4 separate regions of the Homo sapiens genome follow, and all the other regions are linked to region 2. A link is a contact called in ENCODE Hi-C or POLR2A ChIA-PET data. All regions are on one chromosome and are shown on one strand. Each heading gives the region's core, a stretch centred on a gene start or an enhancer-like site at or near the end of the contact. The rest is flanking DNA. Distances are from core to core; before and after follow the strand shown. Region 1 overlaps PPIL4 (peptidylprolyl isomerase like 4). Region 2 holds the start of TAB2 (TGF-beta activated kinase 1 (MAP3K7) binding protein 2). Region 3 has its middle 47 kb from the start of UST-AS2. Region 4 has its middle 79 kb from the start of UST-AS2.

Region 1 (2,800 bases), core at 25-2,524, 190 kb after region 2:
GCCATCAATTTTCTAGTAAAATATGACATTCTGAGATAAAAGAATTTTTGTGCTTCCTATAACATATACAAAATAGAAATATTCATATACTATTATATCTGTACATCTTGTACTTATTTCTGTATTGGTTGAGACAAACTTTTAAAATGCCGAGACTGCTGGCTGATGTATAAATTTATAAAATCCTCAGTATGTTATTATACAAATGGGCACTTAAGTGCTTTGAGTATTTAAAATAGAAGAGATAAAAGATTATGTAGCACTTCATTCTTTTAAAAATTTGAGGAAGCTGAATATTTGAATTGGACTGAAACTTTAAAATCACTCCTACTCGGGAGTAGTTTTCAAAGCTACACAAGCTTTGAAGTCAGGTAGATCTGGGTTCAAATAGTCTTTGACATTTAGGAGATGTGTCAAACAAGTACTCTTAAGGTTAGAATAATTAGAGAAGGTTTCATGGAGAAGTTAGGATTTCAGATGAGCCTCAAAGGGTAAGTGAGCTTGGGTCTGAATGGGCTGCAAGAAGGCTAATGAAAGTAGTGTAAGTGAAAACTGAAAAGCAAGGAAAAATGAGCCCTGTATGTATGAAGGGGAAAAGTTAAAGTGGCTGAATGAAGCCATGTAAGAGGAGATCCTCCAAGTACATGCTAACACAGTGCTAAGAGCTTTAGGAGTGCAATATCCTCATTCTAGAAATAGGGAAACTGAGACTCAAGAGATCTGCACAGGTTGGAGATAATTTAACTTGACATCCAAAATTAAAAAGGGGGGAGTGGTACAGAATAATGGGGAAAAAATCCAACACCTGACTGAACCAAATAAATGTTAAAATTCTAGCTCTCCCACTATAAAGGCCTAAGGGCCTGTGGGATCAGTATCTTCATATCTAAAGTGAGATAAATGAATTAGATAAGGTCTAGGTCCTTTCCAGTATGAATTTTTAAAAGTTATATTATTTATACATTTAAAACATAAGACAAGATGATTAAACTACCATGTGGCAAAAAAAGAAAAGAAAAAACGAAGAACACAAAATGGCCAATTTAAAGCAATTAACCTAGCAAATGACTTGAAATAAGCAATCAAAAAAAGTCTAATCTAATTAAAAGCTATCCTTGCTCAAGTCTCTGGGACTAAATCAAAGATCTGGTTAAATCTTAGTCACCAAGATAACATTAAATCACTAAAATGACAGAAAAAGTACAGTCAAGAATACAAACACTATGAAAACCCCAGTGGAAAACTGACAACCAGCATGAATACTTCTCAGCAAGGCAACCCCCAGCTGAATACGCATTTCCTGTAACCCCAGTAAAACCCAAACCTCAACAACACAAAAACCATCTCTGGAATTAAGACATGAGGTGGAAAATTAAACAAACGTTTTCGAATTGATTAGTAAGGCTAGTTACTCAATAAAAAACAAAGAATTTGAAGAAATAAGTTAAAATACTCTTGGGAAACCAGACTCACTAAGCAAAACACCGACAAACAGGAAAATATGAACTATAGCTGAAATTTGTCTAGTACTGAAAATTCTCTTTAATGAATTTTAAAAAATAAAAAACAAAATAATAAAAAATCGGGGGGCCATTAAAATCTTAAATACTGATGCTGAGTTTTATTAGGAAGAAGAGAAAATTAATGTAGCTATATCATTAAATCAAAGTACAAAACTTTTTAAAATTTAATATACTTTAAGGGGAGAAGTTAGGAGATCATTATTCAGAATTTAATAATTTTATAGTTAATATTGCCTTAAAATTTCAACTTAAAATTGCCTTAAAATCTTTTTAAAAATACTAATAGCATTCCCCCAAAATCTTGATGCTTTTACTCCATGCAAAATGAGAAGGATATTTGCTACTGTAAGGTTTCAAGTAATCAAACAGCAGAATCAGAAAGACTCACACAAAAAAAACACAACCAGTCTGAAATTTTTTAGACCTCTGATTATCTCAAACACACCAATGTTTATTTATCTCAGGCTTAAATTCATGGACGGTTCCATGTACAAGTGCAGGATGAAAAGCTGGAGCTAAAAGCAGCACATGGAGGGGGAAAGAATTCAGAGTTTTTAGTGGAAAACATGCTAAACATTCACAGGAATGTGATACAGCCACCAGTAAAGAAGACTGATGCGACCTCAGACTAAAGTAATAGAGTACAGACATTTAAGAAGGAGGAGATGTGTTCCTATTAGATCACATTGGAATATTATACTATGGGACAAATTTTATTAAAATAACATTAGAGTTTAGGAAAGAAAACTGATGAGAATATACCCCAGGTAAGAAGACGAGCAAAAGTAGTTAGGAGTATGTTTCAAGTTAAGAGTAGTTAGTTTCAACTATGAAACTAAACTGTGGTTCCACTACTTACTAGCTGTGTAAAACTATGGGCAAGTAACAATTTTTGTTCTCACTTTGTTGTGTGAAAGGGGGATAAAAGAACCCACCTTACATTGTAAGGACCAAAAAATATTAACTACTACTACTTTTTTCTTTTATTTAAAATTTTTATAGAGACAGGGCCTCCTATGTTGCCCAGGCTGGTCTTGAACTCTGGGATCAAGCGATTCTCCTGCCTCAGCTTCCCAACATGCTGGGATTACAAGCATGAGCCACTGCACCTGGCCTACTACTACTTTTATTACCACCGATTCATGTGAGAAATATTTGCAGGAACCAACAAAAGTATGGCCTGAAAACGGGATGAGGCATGAATGATGGCAATCTTTAAACAGCTAAAGGGCTATAGAAAGAAGAAATTCTATCTCTGCTGGATTATAGCAAAGAGC
Region 2 (2,700 bases), core at 148-2,647:
TTTCAAAGGATGAATGAGGAAAAAGGAAGTGGGGAGAAAGAACTTTTAACTGTGAGGAAGGCTCTACTATTTAAAAGATGGTTTAAAAAAAATTCTCACTGTAGCTACAGTGCTCACACTGGAAATAAAAGTATAAAAATGGTCCTTTAGGATTTTTCTCTGGAGTAAGAATTGTTTCAAGGAAGAAACTGCCAGGGATATGGACATTTTGGACAGGGGCAGAAAAATGCCCTAGTGTTTTGGACACCATGGAAGCGCTAGAATTTTTAAATAAATATTTCACATTGTGAGAAACGTCTGAGTATTAAACACGCTTTTTTTTTCCCTAGGGGGACACTAAACAAATATTTATTTAAGGAGGTAGAAACTTGAAGGCCCCCCCTCTTCCCGCAAAGCTAGTCTTTGGCTCTGCTTCTAGGACTTCTAGGAACGTGCAATTAAAATAAAATCGAAACAACGAAACCCTCGCAGCATTTAGATTTCTTTTTTCCCCCTCAACTGCTCAAGAAAAGTCAGAAGCCGACACTTTTTCCAAGTCTCGAAGTTGCCAGTTGTGAGGCTCCCAAGACGTCTCCCGCACACCCTAGGGACGATTCTGCACGGGTCCCTCCCGTTAGCCGGCGGTGCGATCCGGCTCCAAGGGGGTGTGTCCCGGACCGCAGCGACCCGGCGCCAGCCTCCGCCGCGGGCCCACCTGCTCCTCTCGGCCGCCGCAGCGCCCCGGGGTCCGGCCGGGCCCCCGGACCCCACCCGCGCGGCGCCGCCGGCCGCCCGGCAAGTCCCGCCACCCACTTCCGGACCCGGCCAGCCCCTCCGCTAGGTGCAGCTGGGACGCGAGCTCAGTTCCTTTCTTCCCTCAGCCCAAACTGCTAGCGGCCCCCGTGGCGGGAGGTGGAACCCGCAACCTACCCCCAAGGATGGGGGGCCCAGGCGGAGAAAGGGGGTCCCAGCCCTCCCCGGGCTGCCCGCACCGGCACCCCCCTCGCACGGCCCCAGCGGCGGCCCGCGTCCTCCCTCCAGCCCTAGCAAGACAGGCGTAGAGACTGCGAGTGTCGGGGGAGGGGTACAGGTCGGAGGAAGAGCATCCCCGGGCCGCAGCCGCAGCCGCCGCCGCCGCCGCCGCCTGCTGCTCCCCCGCCGTTCGGCTAGGGGAGGCCTCGTCACAGCCGCCGCCTCAGCCGCGGCTGCAGATCTCGCGGTGTTTGCCGGCCGCCGCGCCGCCATATTGTGTGACAGTATTTTGATTTGGACTGGGCTGGCGGAGCCGCGGCGAGAGCGAGCGAGAGCTGGGGGGGTGGGGGGAGGGCAGGCGAGCGCGAGGGGGGTGGGGGCAGAGGGAGGTGGGGAGGCCGAGCGAGCCGGAGCTGAGGATTGGGGAGCGGCGACGCCGCCCAGCCGTCGTTTTTGATCTGCTGCAGCCGCCGGCGGGGCGACCCAGCCCGACCCCCTCCCCTCCCCCTCAGCCAGGAGCGGTGGCGGCGGCGGCGGCCGGAGGGAGTTGGCGGCGGCGGGCGAGCGGAGGGGGCTGAGCGGGGAGGGAGGGAGGGCTGAGGTGTCCCCCCTGCCGGGTGGAACCGGAGGCGGCGGCGGCGCTGGCGGCGGCCGTGGTGGCGGAGGCGACGGTGGAGACGGCTGCCCTAGTGGGAGAGGCGGCGGCGGCGGCGGCCGAGGAGGAGGAGGGGGAAGCGGCGGCGGCAAAGGGTAAGCGGACAGCGCTGCCGGGCCTCGGCGGGATCCCCAACCTGGCTCTCCCCTCATCGCCCCGCACCCCCCTCCGTCTGGAAGGGGCTCTGCCGCCTCGCGAGGCCCGTGCGGGGCGTTCGCTTCTAACTTGCACTCTTCCTCCCTCCGCCTCTTTCCTTCCCCCAGTGGCGTGGCGGAGAGGGAGGCCCCCCGAGTCCCCCAGTCCGGTGGGGGTGGGGAGCATCGGGCCGGGCCTGGGCTCCGGGGCGTCCGTGCGGGGGGGGAGGGGGAGCTTCATTGGAATCGAGCGCCTAGGAGAGCCCCGGGTGGGGGAGGGCGCAAGGGGCTCGGGAGGGCCCCTCCCTGCGTCGGCGCCCCTGACCCGCCCCCAGGCATGTGTGAGGTGGGGGCGGGGGAGGAAAAATCTCCTTTTGGGGAGCCGAGGTCTAGTTAAAGATGACTCAGGGGCGGGGGTTTTGGGGACAGACACGGGGCAGTTATGTGGGGGTCGGGCGGGAGGGAGAACATCGTTCCTTTGCGGATCTTGGTTTTCTGCAGCCGTCTTTGAAGTGGGGGGCAAGCCCTACTATGAATATGTGGCCCCTTAAATTTCACTGGATGTTTCTGGTTTTCGGTCCCATCAACCTCAAACCCTACGATTGTGGTTGAGTCAGGGAGGCTGCAAGGGTCTCTTGGCGGTGCTGAACAGGTGACAGGTGGATCTTTCTGTTGCTGATGCTGTGAGATGTTCAGGCACAGTCGTACACCAAAGTGTCAGAGACCGTGTGAGTTTGTATTTATGTGTTTGGCCATGTTTCATTCCATATATAGTATATTTGAGATGTTAGGTTTCCATTCTTCAAGTCAGCTTAATTGTTGTGGATAAATTCTTCAAATGTTTCTGATAAGAGGGTTTTCCAGGAGAGCGGAGGGAATTTGCAGCCTCACAGGGGTTTCTCCGTAGTTCACGAAATTTAGGCCCCCAGTGCAGGCTGTTGAGTACCCTTATTCATTGGA
Region 3 (2,896 bases), core at 338-2,837, 240 kb before region 2:
AGCACATTCATTGTGATATCATGTGGTGTTAGTCGGCTAGGCCTACCGTAACAAAGTGCTGCGGACTGGTTGCCTTAAACAACAGAAGTGTATTGTCCCATAGTTCTGGAGGCTGGAAGTCCGAGATTGAAGTGCTGGCAGGGTTGGTTCCTCCTGAGGCCTCTCTCCTGGGCTTGCAGAGGGCACCTTATCCCTGCATCCTCCCGTGTCCTTCCCCCGTGCCTGTCTGTGTCTTGATCTCTTCTTCTAAGGACCGCAATCATATTGGATTAGGGCTCACTCTAATGACCTCATTTTAACTTAATGACTTCGTTTAAGACCCTAATATGGTTTGGCTGTGTCCCCACCCAAATCTCATATTGAATTGTAGTTCCCATAATCCCCACATGTGAAAGGGACCCGGTGATGGATAATTGAATCATGGGGGTGGTTACCCCCATGCTATTGTTCTCGTGATAGTGAGTTCTCATGACATCTGATGGTTTTATAAGGGGCTTTTCCCCTTTTGCTGGGCGCTTCTTCTTGCTGCTGCCACCATGTGAAGAAGGACATGTTTGCTTCCCCTTCTGCCATTATTGTAAGTTTCCTGAGGCCTCTCCAACCATGCTGAACAGTGAATCAATCAAACCTCTTTCCTTTATTAATTATCCAGTCTTGGGTATGTCTTAATATTAGCAGTGTGAAAACAGACTAATACAGATCCTATTTCCAAAAATGCTCACATTCTGAGATACTTGGTTAAGACTTTCATATATGAATTTGTGGGGGACACACAATTCAGCCCATAACACCCAGACTATAGCAGAAAAGTTAGGGCAGAGGAACTGAATTCCTACTAGGAGAGAAGCAAGCCTCAAAGTGCAGATTCCTATAGTTGCATTGGGGCTCTGGAGCAGTGATCTGGTCCATTCCCTCATTTTACAGACAAGGAAAACCAAGGTCCAAAGAGGAGACACAAATATGTCACATGCTAACTTTGCCCATTGAGGGTTCCCTTAACTTTTGAAGCAGCTACCAAATTAAAACTTTAAAAAGATGATATAGCCAAAGCCCATCTACAGACCTAGGATCCAGAATGAAAGTGATGAGGCACTTTCAGCCACACCCACTGCCACCTGCTGTACTGGAGCAGCCTCACCATAGGGCTCTCCTGGGAGCCGGGGCTTTGGAACTCGCCTTTCCACAGAGGGAGGGGAGGCCCTATTGGTTTTCAGTCACTGAAGTCCTCAGAGACAAATCCCAAATAAATATTTTATTTTTAATTTTTCTGTCTGCTCAAAAGACACAGAGAGGTTCTTGTTCCTTGGTAAACAGACTTGGAGCATGTTTGCCCATCTCAGATTACAGAGTTTTATTTCTCTTAAAGGCAAAATGAAGATTCTTGTCCTACTTCCTGTAACGAGTTTCAGATGGACCCACCTCCAAAAATATAGTCAAAATGCAGTTCATAAAACTAGGGGAAGTCAAGTACAGACATGTCCCAGGAAAGCAGAACCAGAGGAGAAGCAGACCCCGGGCACTCGCAGGACTATTTGACTCACTGGAGAATTCCCTTCTGCCAGGGCAGGCTTGGCTCACTGCTCCAAGCACTGCAGATTCCCAAGGAACACCCAGGCCCACAGATGTTCATGGGTCACAGAATTGTGAACTGACCACTTGTGCATTTTGGATTTCAACTTGTAAACATGGGGATTCCCTTTTTACAAAAAGAAAAAGGAGAGGATGAAAAATCACCATGCAAAGGAAAGTTGAGAGCTAAGTTTTTCCTTTTGGAATCTTGGCATGCGCATTTAGCTATCTTCAATCTGGCTTTCACCAGACGCTGTGTGCTTTGAGCAGGGGTGGAGCAGTCTGCCCTGTGCCGCTCTGCCAGAACATTCAGACTTGACCTGTCACAGGCCTCTTATTCCAGTCAGGAGCAGACACGGCCCAGGAGATGGGCCCTGCCAGACACAGCAGGCTGCCTTTGAGGTGCAACCAGAGAGGCAGTAAAAACCTGGGAGGAGAGCATTTGACTGACTAGGCTGGGGGCTGCCCACCAGTCAAGTCCCCGAGTTCAAGTCCCAGCTGTTCTGTTTCACTGGGCATCAGTGTAAATCATTTGACCTCCATCGGTCTGAAATCGACTCAGCTGGAAAACATTAGAAAGAAAATAAAACATCTACTGAAAACCAAGAGCTGCTTCTGGGATGAACCATTTCCCACCCTTGACCCCTAAATGCTAAAAGACTGAGCCACAACACTTCCTAAGCTGATGAAAGGTTTGTTCTCACCACAGAACACTGTATCCCCAGCAAGAGGGCATAGAATTACATATAGTCATTCCAGGTTGCCTGAAGCCCCCGTTCCTTCATGTCTGCAAGTGGCATTGCCCAGTATGCTGTGAGTCGATGGACAGCAGCATTTCTGAAATGTGAATTGAGCTCCCAGGAGTAGGCACATCCTCCTGGGCATGAGATAGAGCAAATGCAGCAAGGACCTGTCCTGAAGAAGCATCGGTCCCTTCCTCCTGGCCTGGTTTCCACTGTTCTGTTTACTGTGCCATTATCCAAGATAAACCAGTCTGTGGAATTCCACTTTTCTCAAGCATTCTTTGGGACGAGTTTGTCTAGCTGCAAGTTAGAAGATTCAGCTCTAATTCACAGCTTGTACTAAATACAGGCTTCCTCTAACTTATTTAAACTACTGTGTGTATCTGTGATCCCATGACTAATGGTAATAATGAGCCTAAAACATCCATGTGAATTAATACAGGTTGTGCACAAAGAAAAGTGTTAGTAAAAATTGGAAACCTGGCAGGACGGGGGTACTAAACTTCTTGGAGGGTCATTTCTCATTCTCAGAAGTAGTGTTACTGCTGTGATGTGGGAAAAATCTGGCAATGATTTTGTGGGCT
Region 4 (2,957 bases), core at 164-2,663, 210 kb before region 2:
AGAAGTTTTGTTACCTAGATGTTTAATTTCAAGAGATTAAAAGAAATGTTACAAAAAGTTTCCTATAAAAAGGAAATTAAGTCTGACAGTGAACTACAGCAACACCATTTATATGGTGAATCATTAAGGATGCTTTTAGATGCAAGTAACATCATGCTAAATGTGGTTTGAAAAATAAAGATGTTAGTTTTCTCATAAAACAAGAAGCCCAGAGGTAGGTATTTTCAGTGTTGGCTTAGTGGCTTAATGAGGTGGAAAAGAACCCAGGTGACTGTCATCTTTCTGCTCGGCTACCTTCAGTGAGTTGTCATTTATCCTCAGGATTGTCCCTTCGAGGTTGCAAGAGAACTGCTGCAGCTCAGTCTCTATCCAAAAGGAAGAGGCACTAATTTTCCCTTGCATAGATCTTTTAACTAAAGAAGAAGGTTTTTTCCAGAAGCTCCAGGGAAGACTTTCATTCTGGTTTAATTCACCGGGATTTAACTAGATGCTGATGGCAATAAGGGGAGCTGGGAAAGCTAGTGTTTTCAGTATTAAATACAGGTGGCTCTGCTGGTGAGGCTCTGGACAGGGGACTCAGGGGGCACAGGTGCAAATGGCTGTTGGTTGCAAACATAACTGCTTGCTATGATTACTCAGAACAAAAAACACCTAACAAATGGTAGGTTTTAGAATGATATATCTATATGTTTATACTTCAACCAAAAGTATGGAAAAAAGTCATCAGTGAGACTATGTTTAATGGTATTGATTCTCCATACCCTTTTTCTTCCTAGTTGCCACAATTTATTGGTTTTTGTTTGTTTTTTGTTTTTGTTTTGTTTTTCTTTTTTTGAGACAAGGTCTTGTTCTGTTGCCCAGGCTGGAGTTCAGTGGCACGATCACAACTTACTGCAGCCTCAACCTTCTGAGCTCAAGCCATCCGCCTACCTCCAACTCCCAAGTAGCTAGGACTACAGCTGTGCCACCATGCATAGCTAATTTTTTCTTTTTCTGTAGAGACAAGGGTCTCTCTATGTTGCCCAGGCTGGTCTTGAACTCTTGGACTCAAGTGATCCTCCCACCTCGGCCTCCAAAGATGTTGGGATTACAAGCATGAGCCACCATGCCCAGCTCTAGTTGCCATAATTTGATTTTAAATCAAAATGGCATGTTCTATGTTCAAAAATGATTCAACTGTGCCACCTACCTCATGGCTTTGGTGTGGGTGACAAGTGAGAATATATGCAATTACACCTCTAAGATATTCTTGATCTGATAGCATTATCCCCAGAGAATGCATATGAAGCGTAGCTCTAAGTTTATTTATTTATTTTTCACAGAATACAAATCAAAGTTTATTGTACAAAATTAAGGCCTTCGTATTTCATAATTCACCAAGGCTAAAGAAATACTAGATAATTTAAGTCCTTCACAAAAATTTCACTTTCACTTCCCCTAATCTCTATTACAATGACCCAACCAAATGTTAGCAAAACAAACACTATAAATAACACCAAGTCCTTTAAAGATGACTCTCCCAAATTTTATTTCTTGGCATAGGTGATCTTCATAGCATGGGATGTTGTGATCTTAAATCCCTGTAAAGCATCCCTGGCAGCTCCAGCCTTCCCATCATTTTCAAATTCAACAAAAGCAATGTCATGCCTCCCTGGTACTAGACATACTTCCTTGAAGCCAGGGAACTGATTAAACAGCATGGATAACATCATCTCATTAGTCTCTTCTGGTAAGTTATTAAGGAATAAAATATAGTTTGGAGGGTAATCGAGGACCTGAGGATTTGGTGTTGAATTTCCTTGGGTACTAGCTGAATTTGGAGTTCCCTAGCCAGGCCTTTTGTTTGTGGTTGTTGCAGTCTGTTCCACAGTTTTGGCTTTTTTCTTTTCTTTGTCAGCAAAAGTGCCACACATTTCAGATATTATATCCAAATCTGTTTTTGCATATGTATTCGCATTGGTTTACCATAAAATGGAAATCCTTGTGACTGTCTCTAAGCATTTGTGGATGAGCCCAGTTCCTTAAATATGACAAAGCCCTGCCCCTCATCTTCATGGTCTTTAAAGCCACAAAGTCCACCACATGACCAAACTGAGAAAACAGGGCATATAGGCATCTCTTCAATTCTTCCTTTTTAATTTTGTCATTCATATTGTTGATATAAATTGTATGATTTGGTCTGATATCCATGTTTGCGTTAAATTCTTCAGAAAGAGACAGTAAATAATCTAAGGCCTATGCCATCTCCCGTAAGAAACAAAAACTACTCTAAGTTTATTTTAAGCTAGGTTTCACAGCCTAAACGAAAATTAAAATGGAAAAAAAAATGTGTGAGACTGAAATTTTGCGATCTAACTTTCAAATTCACACAGAGATCTGATAGGCTAGACTACTAGAATATTGAGAATGCAACCTTTAAAAAAATGGAAATAGCAAAAAGGAGAATCTTCTGTCCTGTTTTAATCCCCACTGGCCGTGCCCTGTCGAGATCTAGAACACAATTAGGCACCAGAACCAGGAGCCAACAAAGGGTGATGCTGTTCTCTCCAGCTGCCACATGCTGAGCATCTCCATGCTCTTTGGTGCTGCTCAGTGGAGCCAGAGCTAACCCCAGGGACCAGATGTCTGGGTTTGCCCAGGAAGGTCTCACTTCACTCATACTACTGATATGCACAAGAGGCAAGGAAATACCGGGTAGTAGAGGGTGGTTCCCCAGCAAAGGCCCCACCCTCAAGCCTGGTCACCCAAGGCCTTAAATGGGAATAGGCATTCCTGTTTTTGTCCCCAACTGTTGCCTTTTCCAAGACCACCCTGGCCCACCACACCCCCCATCCTGTACCCATAAAAATCTGCTCCACGAGCAGAAGCATGGCAGAGCAGCAGAGCAGCAGAGCGGCATGGCAGAGAATGAGAGAAGAGAGGAAGCACCTGAGAGGAGTTTGGCTGGGGGCAGTCGG

What was found. Hi-C counts contacts between places; a loop is a spot of excess contacts on that map. ChIA-PET counts read pairs that join two places held with the same protein, here RNA polymerase II (POLR2A). Pooled maps may share reads with other maps.
Region 1: a map of CD4-positive, alpha-beta T cell shows a loop between it and region 2 (2.2-fold over the local background). The contact joins the enhancer-like site here to the promoter of TAB2 in region 2. A Hi-C loop is called at or near these places in 7 of 168 maps with a recorded cell type or tissue (CD4-positive, alpha-beta T cell, CD4-positive, alpha-beta memory T cell, IMR-90 and 4 more), 5 of 37 single-sample maps with no recorded cell type and 23 of 50 pooled maps. POLR2A ChIA-PET finds 5 or more read pairs at or near these places in 5 of 52 experiments (CD4-positive, alpha-beta memory T cell, MCF 10A, activated B cell and 2 more).
Region 3: a map of IMR-90 shows a loop between it and region 2 (7-fold over the local background). The contact joins the enhancer-like site here to the promoter of TAB2 in region 2. A Hi-C loop is called at or near these places in 38 of 168 maps with a recorded cell type or tissue (CD4-positive, alpha-beta T cell, CD4-positive, alpha-beta memory T cell, CD8-positive, alpha-beta T cell and 28 more), 28 of 37 single-sample maps with no recorded cell type and 39 of 50 pooled maps. POLR2A ChIA-PET finds 5 or more read pairs at or near these places in 18 of 52 experiments (CD4-positive, alpha-beta memory T cell, GM12878, MCF 10A and 11 more).
Region 4: a loop to region 2 is called in a pooled map, with 6 times the contacts of the local background. The contact joins the enhancer-like site here to the promoter of TAB2 in region 2. A Hi-C loop is called at or near these places in 1 of 168 maps with a recorded cell type or tissue (MCF 10A), 7 of 37 single-sample maps with no recorded cell type and 9 of 50 pooled maps. POLR2A ChIA-PET finds 5 or more read pairs at or near these places in 9 of 52 experiments (CD4-positive, alpha-beta memory T cell, Panc1, activated CD4-positive, alpha-beta memory T cell and 4 more).

Annotation. Positions count from the first base shown.
Region 1 is chr6:149,507,422-149,510,221 of GRCh38, forward strand. All of the region lies in intron 12 of PPIL4 (peptidylprolyl isomerase like 4), which reads right to left. Among named protein-coding and RNA genes, the nearest start is that of ZC3H12D, 24 kb to the left of the region's middle. Within about 2 kb of position 1,275, at least 2 of the 41 ENCODE cell types and tissues checked have a DNase peak (open chromatin) inside an H3K27ac peak, as active enhancers do; they include CD4-positive, alpha-beta T cell, where a contact is called at or near this core.
Region 2 is chr6:149,316,315-149,319,014 of GRCh38, forward strand. It overlaps TAB2 (TGF-beta activated kinase 1 (MAP3K7) binding protein 2), which reads left to right and starts at 1,398. Exons shown (of 7, transcript NM_001292034.3): 1 at 1,398-1,701. RefSeq lists silencers at 541-610, 661-1,200, 1,291-2,190 and enhancers at 2,281-2,460, 2,621-2,700.
Region 3 is chr6:149,078,509-149,081,404 of GRCh38, forward strand. No RefSeq gene overlaps it. Among named protein-coding and RNA genes, the nearest start is that of UST-AS2, 47 kb to the left of the region's middle. RefSeq lists an enhancer at 1,465-1,584. Within about 2 kb of position 1,588, at least 19 of the 41 ENCODE cell types and tissues checked have a DNase peak (open chromatin) inside an H3K27ac peak, as active enhancers do; they include IMR-90, adrenal gland, dorsolateral prefrontal cortex and 5 more, where a contact is called at or near this core.
Region 4 is chr6:149,110,483-149,113,439 of GRCh38, forward strand. It overlaps the pseudogene LOC729200. Among named protein-coding and RNA genes, the nearest start is that of UST-AS2, 79 kb to the left of the region's middle. RefSeq lists an enhancer at 2,697-2,806. Within about 2 kb of position 1,414, at least 2 of the 41 ENCODE cell types and tissues checked have a DNase peak (open chromatin) inside an H3K27ac peak, as active enhancers do.